Regions from separate parts of the Homo sapiens genome. Here region 1 is linked to region 2. The links are chromatin contacts, found by Hi-C in ENCODE. All regions are on one chromosome and are shown on one strand. The core of a region is the stretch at or near the end of the contact, and the rest is flanking DNA. Distances in the headings are between cores, read along the strand shown. Region 1 holds the start of RRP8 (ribosomal RNA processing 8). Region 2 holds the start of ZNF215 (zinc finger protein 215).

Evidence for each region. Hi-C counts contacts between places; a loop is a spot of excess contacts on that map. Pooled maps may share reads with other maps.
Region 1: a loop to region 2 is called in a map of OCI-LY7, with 4 times the contacts of the local background. The contact joins the promoter of RRP8 here to the promoter of ZNF215 in region 2. A Hi-C loop is called at or near these places in 2 of 168 maps with a recorded cell type or tissue (OCI-LY7 and chondrocyte), 13 of 37 single-sample maps with no recorded cell type and 13 of 50 pooled maps.

The regions. Positions count from the first base shown.
Region 1 is chr11:6,602,147-6,606,241 of GRCh38, reverse strand. It overlaps RRP8 (ribosomal RNA processing 8), which reads left to right and starts at 2,626. Exons shown (of 7, transcript NM_015324.4): 1 at 2,626-2,838; 2 at 4,027-4,095. The coding sequence starts at 2,740. It overlaps ILK (integrin linked kinase), which reads right to left and starts at 2,468. Exons shown (of 13, transcript NM_004517.4): 1 at 2,420-2,468; 2 at 1,882-2,062. The coding sequence starts at 1,970. RefSeq lists enhancers at 1-134, 1,447-1,606, 1,837-2,076, 2,667-2,856, 2,852-3,393 and a silencer at 2,387-2,596.
Region 2 is chr11:6,921,821-6,927,712 of GRCh38, reverse strand. It overlaps ZNF215 (zinc finger protein 215), which reads right to left and starts at 1,287. Exons shown (of 7, transcript NM_013250.4): 1 at 1,028-1,287; 2 at 1-51. LOC107984019 (a long non-coding RNA gene) reads left to right here. Exons shown (of 4, transcript XR_001748112.3): 2 at 551-1,896; 3 at 3,138-3,215. It overlaps OR2D3 (olfactory receptor family 2 subfamily D member 3), which reads right to left. Exons shown (of 1, transcript NM_001004684.1): 1 at 5,719-5,892. The coding sequence ends at 5,719.

The DNA.
Region 1 (4,095 bases), core at 1,377-3,876, 320 kb after region 2:
TGTAGAACTGGTGTACATTCACTTTCACTATTTGCTCACCTCTCAACTTTTGTTTTCTTTTTCTTTTTTAAGACAGAGTCTTGCTCTGTGGCCCAGGCTGGAGGGCAGTGGCATGATCTTGGCTCACTGCAGCCTCTGCTTCCCGGGTTCAAGCAGTTCTCCTGCCTCAGCCTCCGAGTAGCTGGGATTACAGGCGCACGCCACCACGCCTGGCTAATTTTTGTATTTTTAGTAGAGACAGGGTTTCACCATGTTGGTCAGGCTGGTCTCGAACTCCTGACCTCGTGATCCACCAGCCTCGGCCTCCCAAAGTGCTGGGATTACAGGCGTGAGCCACCGCGCCCGGCCTACTTTTCAATCTGCCACAAATCTGCTGTATCGAGAGCAGAGATTATGTCAGATTCTGGACTCTAGCACCCAGCACAGAAGGTGTTCATCATAGTGCCTTAAATTAAGGAACCCAATGTAGTCTGATTTCTTCACCCATTATTCTGAAACAACACTCACAGATGGTCAAATACATCCTAACTGCACACTGAGGGGAGCAACAGACACTGGGGCCTACCAGAGTGGGGCGGGTAGGAAGAGGGAGGGATCAGGAAAAATAACTAATGGGTGCCACGGCTTAATACCTGGGTGATGAAATGATCTGCACAACAAACCTCCATGACCTGAGTTTACCCATCCAACAAACCTGCACATGTACCCCTTAACTTAAAAAAAAAAAACCCAACTGTAAATTCAATGGCTACTTTAAAATATTAATGTTCTTTGATCTCTCAGTAGCCTGTACTGCCGTTGACTACCTCCCCTTCATTAAAACATTCTCTTCTGTAAGCTTTACTCACACATTTTCCTATTTCTTTTTCAACTTGCGGTTGCTCCTTTTCTGTCGTGCAGGCTTCCTGTCCCCTGACCTCTTGCCTTCCACTCTCCTGAGACGTTCTCCTTCACAACCACGTCTTCAAGTATCATCTATATATATGATATATATATGCTATCTATATGCTGATAGCTCTCAAATCTGTGTCTCCAAGTCAGATTCCTCCCCTGAATTGCAAATCTGCATAACCAACAACACACTCAACATTTCCACCTTGCTGTATTGTCACCTTAACTTTAACATGTCCAAAATAAAATGCCTCATCCTCCAGTTTTCTCCATCTCAGTAAAAACAACCAAGTTCCCAAGCCAGAACCCTGGTCCTCATCTTTGCCCTTACTCACTCCCCACACCAAGTTCCACAATTCTTCGTCCTAAAGACTTCTGGAATTTGATCACTTCTCTTTTTCACTCACCCTAATTCTAGTCCAAGACATCATTACTTCTACGATGAACTAGGCAATTGCCTCCTTTCCACCTGCTCTTCACAAAGCATCCAAGACGATACTGAAAAATGGACAATCTCATTATGTCACTATACAGCTTTAAAACCTTGCTTTTAAAATAAAGACCTTCTTATAGCCTAAATATGCTTGCATGATCTGGCTGATCCTTGGAGACCTCTACAGTCTTATGTCCTGTTCTTTTCCTCTTGTACCCAATGCTCCGACCCACAGAGATCATCTATCCTCCAGCCATATGGAACTCCAGACAATTTCCTGTTCTCTCTGCTCTGTGCCTTGCCCCCTAGCCTTTGGCCATGCAGTCTACTGAGGCTGGAAAGCTCTCTGTAGCCTCTGCCTGTGAAACTCTTATTCTGCAGTCAAGATTCAGCTCAAACTGCGTCCTCTGTGAAAACCCTCTGCCCCCCACAGGCTATGCTTAGCACTCATTACACTGGCTAGCAAAGGCAGCCGCCACCACCAGACATGAGCACTCCACTCCACGTAGCCAGGAGATCTCTAGCCTTCCTCTCATCCACCAACCGTTTCAGCTCACCCCTGGTTGAGGTCGTTCTCCGTGTTGTCCAGCCACAGGCGAACGGCGACTGCGTTGCCCTCCCGGCACTGAGTGAAAATGTCGTCCATAGCAGCGTCCCGGCGCCGAGTCCCCTGGATTGGGGAAGCCTGAGGACTGTGGAGTGATCCAGGGAAGGAGGATGAACCCCAAGCTTTATCCTCTACAGGAGAGAAGTGTTTGTGTTGGGGGTAGGGGGCCTGAGCTGCGTCCCCGGCTAGTGGGGGTCTGTGAAGGAGTTCGGGGCTGCGGGATGATCCCTGGCTGTGTCCTCTAGACGCGAGGTAAAGGCGGGTCAGGGTGGGCAGGGGGTGACGAAGAGGTAGTGTCTGCTGAACGGATGTCCGAGAGCAGGCAACTAGACCCTATCCGCGAACAGAGTTGGGGGAAGTGGGGAGGTTCAGGCTCCGTATACTCTGGGAGAGGGGACCGGGGGTCCTCCCCAGGGTTGGCTCCGTTCCTTACTTGGGACTCAGGAGAAGTGAGGGGTGACAGGGGGCGCGGGTCCTCTCGCACTCACCGGGACTCGGGCTGCAGGATCCTTCTCCGGGGAACTCCCGTCCGGCCGCGCCCGCAGCCCGCCGCCGGCCCCGCCCCGCCCGTGGCGCTCTTGGGCAGCGCGGGCCTCCGTCCCTCCCCTCCCACCGCCTCCCTGCCCTTCTAGCCGCGCCTGGCTAAACTCGATGGTTCGCTGCGCCGCGCCGGCCGCTCTAGCAACCCCTGGCTGTCACGCTTTGGTTTCCGGGTCGGTTCTGGCAGGTCTGAGCGCTCCGACTTCCAGAGGAGCGCTGTGCACGTGGAGAAGAGCGGGGACTCGGCGACCCTGCCCTCCCGACCCTCATGTTCGAAGAGCCTGAGTGGGCCGAGGCGGCCCCAGTAGCCGCGGGCCTTGGGCCCGTAATCTCACGACCTCCGCCTGCGGCCTCCTCGCAAAACAAGGTGAGTGACTCGCGGGAGCAATGGGAGCTGTTTCAGGCCGCGAAGCGGACATTGGTGGATCCCAGCGCTGTGTGTATTGCGGGGAGGGACACCTGTGGCACCGTTAAGGGCGAGTCCTGATCTGAAGATCCGAGAACTTCCAAAAGAAACTGACGTTGGGTCAGAGAGAGTTGTTGAGTAGAAGTTGGTGAAGCGAAGAGGGTTCTTCAGACAGGAAAAAGTACGTACAAGGGCCCTGGGACAAGAGAGCATGTTCTGTCAGAGTCACAAACACAAGTGGTCCTTGTGGTTGAAATACATAGTAAATGAAAGGGGCATATATGCTGTTCAAGTTCAAGAGGTAGAAGTTTTGCGTATATTGAGAATAGAAGCCAATGAAAGGTTTTAAGCAATGGAATTATTTCTTCAGATTTGTATTTTGAAAGGGTCGTCGGTTACAGTGTGGAGGATGGATTGGAGACAGTAAGAGTTGTCAGTATCATTGTTCAAAGGAGGGTGTGGGAAACTTAGAATCAGGGTAAGTGCCTGGCCTAGGATTACCTGGTAGGACTGCAACACAGAATCAGCCTTCCCGACAATACATCTTCTCCTTTGAGCCTCTGCAGATGTGAGGGCCCTGCTTCCTCAGGCTTTTCTTACCCTTCAGTCTGCCTCCAACATGGAATCGGCCTGCTTTGTTTCCTCCTTTTTCATCCCCTAGCCCCATTACCATTGTCCAAGCCGCTGGCCTCTCTGTCTGCAATTTCTCCCCTTCAGTTTGTTTTCTACACTGCAGCTAGAGACATGTTAAATATTTAATATACGTGTGTGATCATGTGTCTCCTGTGTTCAGAAGCCTCCTTACCTCTTACAGAAATGTATCAGCTCTAGGCAAAAGCTCAAGGTGAAGGGTTGGAATTCCTGGTCTCTGGCCTTGGTCTTGTTGCTTGTGGCCTTTGCATTTTCCTTTGGGGAAACCTCCATTAGCTCATTTACACATTGAAGAAAGTGGGATAGGTGGTTTCTCTGCTCTCCAGCTTCCCAGAAGTTGGGGTGGTGACATAAAAGTTCTTCTGGGTTCTGGCAGGCTTGACTGGGAAGAATTCAGATGCTTCTGCCAGTCTGAATCAGGTCCACATCTCTCCCTTCTTGTTCTCCAGGCCTCATCCATTCTCTTTAGGCCCACTGTCATCCCCTGTTTTCCTCCAGGGCTCCAAGCGCCGCCAGCTCTTGGCCACATTACGGGCCCTAGAGGCAGCATCTCTTTCCCAGCATCCC
Region 2 (5,892 bases), core at 38-2,537:
GATCCAAGGTGTGACGTGACTGCAAGTAGCTTAAGTGGCAAATGATGAACACTGGAATATACAAAGCCAGGAAATATAACAGTTAAACTCTAAAGTACTGAATAGATGCCTCTGATATAAAGGTGGGATTCAGGATTAAGACACGGAGCCAGTACCACTGTGACGGAGGGACCTGAAGTTGTAGTGGATGGTTAGACTAATATAACCAGGTGGCACCAGTTCTACGGTTTTATGGCCGCAAGGAACTCGAACAGCTGCTAATTATGGAAAAAAGGTACTGTCTGTGAAGAGGGTTATTTCTAATCAAACAGGTTGTAGGTAGGACAGCTGCTTGAGGTAAGAACCACCTGGCGAGAGTAGCTTAGATAAAGAGGAACAGAAAACAGTTTGCAAATAAGTGACTGAATAGAAGTCATTTATGTTAAATGGAGAAAGAATTATTTTAAAATAAGTACGATACTTGGAGGTTTTAATCTTTTAGGGAGGTGGCCAGGAATGACTGGGAAAACAAGGCAATATGAATTAATTAAAACTCCATTGTCTTTCCCAGTTGATTGATCCAGTCACGCTTGGTTTTTCCATGAGGCATCAATACCAGCCATTCCCAAACCAGCTGATCATAACATACTAACCACTCTGCGCGTCTGGAGACTGCCCCTATTGCAGAGTGGAAGAGGCGACAGGAGTGTGGTTAAATCCTTGCTTTAGCGGAGCTGGATCCTGACCCCAGCCGTCCCGCCGCCCACCCCCTCGCCCTCTGTCGCTGCTCTCAACGCTTGTCTTACTTCCGCAGCCCACGTTTCCATCCCTCCCGTCAGCTCGCGCCCTCCTCCAGGTTTTCCGGCACAGACCTTGGAGGGCAGCGTGGAAACTGGGTAACTGCAAGCAAGCTGAGGTAAGCTGCACGTTCCGCATGGACGCCCTCAAGCGTGATTCCCAATTCCAAGACCCCGCGTCCCCACCGCCCGCTGACGAGAACGATACCCGTGAGCACCGCTCCTCTCCAGTGGCCCGTTCAGTCACTCACAAGCGCCAGTTCTCAGAGGAGCCGCGGAATCGCTGTCTTGGACAGTGAAGGGAGCTGGCGTTGGTAATCACGCTGCAACTAGGAATCCCTGACCTCGCCGAACCCTCAACTCACTGCCGGCTCCGAGTTTCATAAATTGCCGCGGAACAACCTCGACGCACTCTTGCGCACGCGCACCAGCTGTGGAAGGAACCCCCTAGGAGCCCCCGCGACCCGGATCGGTGAGGTAGACCAGGCCTTTGCCAGCCCCGTCCCTTTCTGCAGGCCCCGTCCCTTTCTGCAGGCCCCGCCCACGCCGCACACTTGGAACTCTGGCCCTGTGAATGGACTCACGGTGAGCTTCTAGTGGCTTAAAGAAATGAGCGTCATACTTCCGGCGCTGCCTCATCCCGTCCGGGGAAACTAGTCCAAATCGCCTTTCTGTTCCCCACACCCCATTTGTCTGGAATCAAAAAACAATGACAATTTCGACAAGACATTGTCTCTTACATGGTCTTTATTGGTTTATTGGTTCACAGATTCATTCATTCAGTTTTGTATGGAAGTGAGAGGGCTTGCAGTTCGTTGTTCAGTTTTGGCTTGTTAAGACTGAGGTACTTTGTGGCATCTGAGAAGCATTGTCAATTAGGCATTTGGATGTAGGCATTTGGGAATTTAGAGATGTCTGGGGCTAGACCTGTAAAATTTGGGTCAATCTGGGTAGATGGTGATTGATGCTATCCATTGGAATAGGACTGCAGAGAAAGGGACAGAGAGGAAGAGAGAAAATAGAAGGAAATGGGCTGGAATTGGCCCAGGGAACACCAACACCATTGGTTGAGTCAGGAAGGCGGACCTGCAAAAAAGAGAGAGGAGGATCAGCCTGAGAGGTAGGAGGAAATCTGGTGGGTGTGGAGACACAGAGGGAAGGGATGTGTGTGTCACAAAGGAGAGAATGCTTGGTGGCATTAAGTACATGATAATATGATTAGTGCTTGCCTAGAGGCATGTGGACAGTGCTGTAGGAGCAGAGTGAAAGAACTTAAACCAGAGAGAGCTTTATATCTAGGCCAGGAGTGGACTAAGGTAAAACAAGATGGCAACTTTGAACAGCTAGTGACACAAAAAAACAAGGACACACCATATAGTTTCTTTTATTTCTTTTTAAATAGACCTTATTTTTTAGAGCAGTTTTGGATTTACAGTTTTGGAAAAATTGAGAAGGTAATATACAGAGTTACCTTCTACTCCACAACTAGTTTTCCCTGTTATTACCCTCTTAAATTATTATGGTATATTTGTTACAACTAAGAAAATAAAAATAAAATATAAAAATAAAAAATAAAATAACATTGATACATTAAGTCCACAATACTTTATTCAGATTTCTTATTTTCTTTGCTTTTTTCTTTTCTTTTCTTTCTTTCTCTTTCTTTCTTTCCTTTCTTTCTTCTTTCTTTCTTTCTTTCTTTCTTTTTCTCTCTTGCTTGCTTGCTTCTTTTCTTTCTTTCTTCTTTTTTTGACTGGGTCTCACTCTGTCACCCAGGCTGCCAGGCTGGAGTACAGTGGTGTGACAGCTCACTGCAGCCTGGACCTCCCTGAGCTCAAGTGATTCTCCCATCTCAGCCTCCCAAGTAGCTGGAACTACAGGTGCTTGCCACCATGCCTGGCTAATTTTTTTTTAAATTTATTTTTTGTAGAGATGGATTTTTGCCATGTTGTCCAGGCTGGTAAGGACCAGACTTCTTTAGCTGGTTTATTTGTTTTGTTTTTATCTTTTTTCTTTCCTCTGATGCAGGATCCCAACTGGAATATCACATTACATTTAGTTGTCATGTCTCTTTAGGCTCTTCTGGACTGTGACGATTTCTCATACTTTCCTTGTGTTTCCTAACCTTGGCAGTGTTGAGGAGTACTGGTCAAGTATTTTGTATGATCTCCCTCTATTGGGAGTTTTCTGATATTTTTCCTATGATTAGACTGGAGATGAAGGTCACAGAGATAGAGTGCCATTTTTATTATATCATATCACAGGTACATACTATCAACATGACTTATCATTGTTGGTGTTCAATTTGATCGCCTGACTCAGGTTGTGTTTGTCAGAAGACATTTTTTTTCTTTCCAACAGTGGCAATGGATGCAGCAATATTCAGTTTCCAGAATCAGCAGCTCCGGCAGCAGTGTCCTGTGCTGATGGTGTTGGCAGGTAAATCATGCTTCTAGTGCTGAATGGAAGTCTTGTCCTCATAGAGCCAATTCTGTGGTACAATTTTGGTCTGTGGTTCTGGCTACATGACTCGAATACTATTTCAATATTTTTACGTTTAGCTTAAATCATGCTTAGTTTCTGTTGCTTGAAACTAAAAGCCCTGACTGATACGTCATCATTATGATGATTTCTAGGTGTATGTATTAAGTATGTTTTCATTAGAATTTTTTGTCTTTATTTTCCCCTTCCCTCCCTAGTATGTAGTGGTTTCATGCAGACAGCTTTGTGAAGAAGCCCCATTGGCATCTATTTTGGTGGAATGAGTGGGAACATAATTCTCAGTGTGTCAGTAATCCATTGCTGCATACAGACCATTTCAAACTTTAGTGCTTTAAAATAGCAATCATTTTGTTTTACTCAGGAGTGTGTTTGAAATTTGGTCAGATGGGATGGCAGTTATCATTAACACCAATATTTAAGATATGACCATGGGAATGAGTAGCTGTAATCATTGGAGAAGCGAGGATTAAGGAATCTCAGAATGCAAACTATTTGAATATTTCATTCTATGGGAAAATTAAAATAACCAACAACTATAACACAGGAGCAGTATCTTCAGGAGAGTGGCAGTGAGTCAGGGGCTAGAATCTGCAAGGAATGGGTGGGGGAGTAGCCTAAGCATCTAAAATAAAATAAAATGAATAAAACCCCCAGAATCCCACTTTCCTAACCATACCTCATTTCCTCCTTCTCCCTCATGGTAAAACATCTCCAAATGTCTGTTTACATTTTCTTATTTTTCCTCTATTCACTGAAATAGATCTCATCTAGATCATAACCAGCAGCCAAAGTTACCAAATTCAACTAAAAATTTCTTATCCTTCTCTATATCACCTCAACTAACACATATCATTTGAATGAAGGTTTTTAGTGATTATCATACCCCAGATTAAAGTTTGCCTATTGTGGTACAGTTCCAGTAAATTTTAAAAAGATAGTAAAAAATGTGTATTAATATACGTTATGTCTCAGTCATTACTCTGAGTATACCAAATACACTCAGAGTTGGAGAAGATAAAATGAAGTAAGAGATCAATAGCTGGTTTAAAAATGGACACATGTATACATGAATTAAAGAAGAAAGAAATAAGTACAGCTATTGGATAGTTCTTCACTGGAGGGGACTTCTACACAGTCAATCTGAGGTCTGTGGTTTCTGGACCCCAAGTGCGTGATGGCTGTAGAATAGTTACCATGGAAAACCACCTCTAAACATGTGACTTAGAATCTCCTCTAAACATGTGAATGTTAGAAGTTTTAAGTGAAAGAGCGAAGAGGCTACCAGCCAGTTTATTTGTATTATGGGTTTGTGAGGAACTGAAGTAGACTCTGGAATTGACTATTTTAGAGAAGTTGGGCCACAGTGTGACATGGTGTGCAGGCATTGAAGCCTATGAAGGGGTCACCCCAAATTCTAATTTCTCTTTTATTTTTTAAAGAAATACTCTTTAGGTAAATTGGGCTCATTCAAAAGAGGATGACCAAGATAATACAGGGTACCAAAGCATATTAGATAAAGAAATTGTAAAGAAACTAGTGGGCAGTTGGCAGAGACAATTGAATTTGGGCAAATACAGAAATTGACCTCAGTATGTTCTAGTATTGAAGAATAATGACAATTGCTCTAGGACTAAAACTAGAGAAACTAGATTGAAGATACAGGAAAACTGATTTTGACTTATCATGAGGAAGATCTCTATAATAGTAAAAACTACCTTTATATGAAAGAGAGTGGCCCGAGTAAGGAGCTGTGTCATTCCTGGTTAGGCAAATGCTGAACAATTATTTGATGAGATATTATGAAATAATTTAAGCCTCAGATATGTGGTTGGATTATTTTACTATTGAATTCCCTTTTTACTCTGATAGTCTATGCTTACACGAAATTTGAGGTGATTATATAAAATTTTGGGGGGTTTTCAGGAGAGATCATGAAGAACTAGGAAGTATTATTTCCTCTGGTACCTTTTCACAAGCTGAAGTGCTCTAGGATCTAATGAACCCAGTATTAAAGACTCTTACAGATATTTTAATTGTTTTAATCAGAGCCTATTCTAAGGTTTGTATGCTGAAGACATACAAACTTGAGATATCTTTGATGTTAGAATTATGCTTGCAATTTGTATTAGCTGTTATTTCAGAATAATCTGGTTGAAACCTCCTAGATTCAATTGTGACTGTGCTTAAAACATGCCATGGCAGCTGAATTAACTACAAACTCCTCACAGTAGCACCCAACACCTTTTACAATCAAGAAATGACCTAACTTTTCATGCTTTTATTTTTTCCCTATGTTCTAGTTTAGATTGTAGTATTCACAGTTTTTAGAACATGTTCATTTTCACACTTCTTCCTGAAATAACCTAATTCATAATTGCCTACTAAAATCTTGCTCCTTTTTAAAGAATGTTGCCATAGCTCTAAAAGTCAGACTCAGAGGTCACTGCCTATGAGAGAAGCACTTTCTCCCAACTAGTTTCCTGAGAGCCCCTTTGACATCTTTGTTCCTCAAGCTATAAATTATGGGGTTCAACATTGGAGTCACCGCTGTATAGAACACAGATATCATTTTATCCAGTTCTTTTGTAGTCTTGGAGTTTGGTCGCATGTAGGT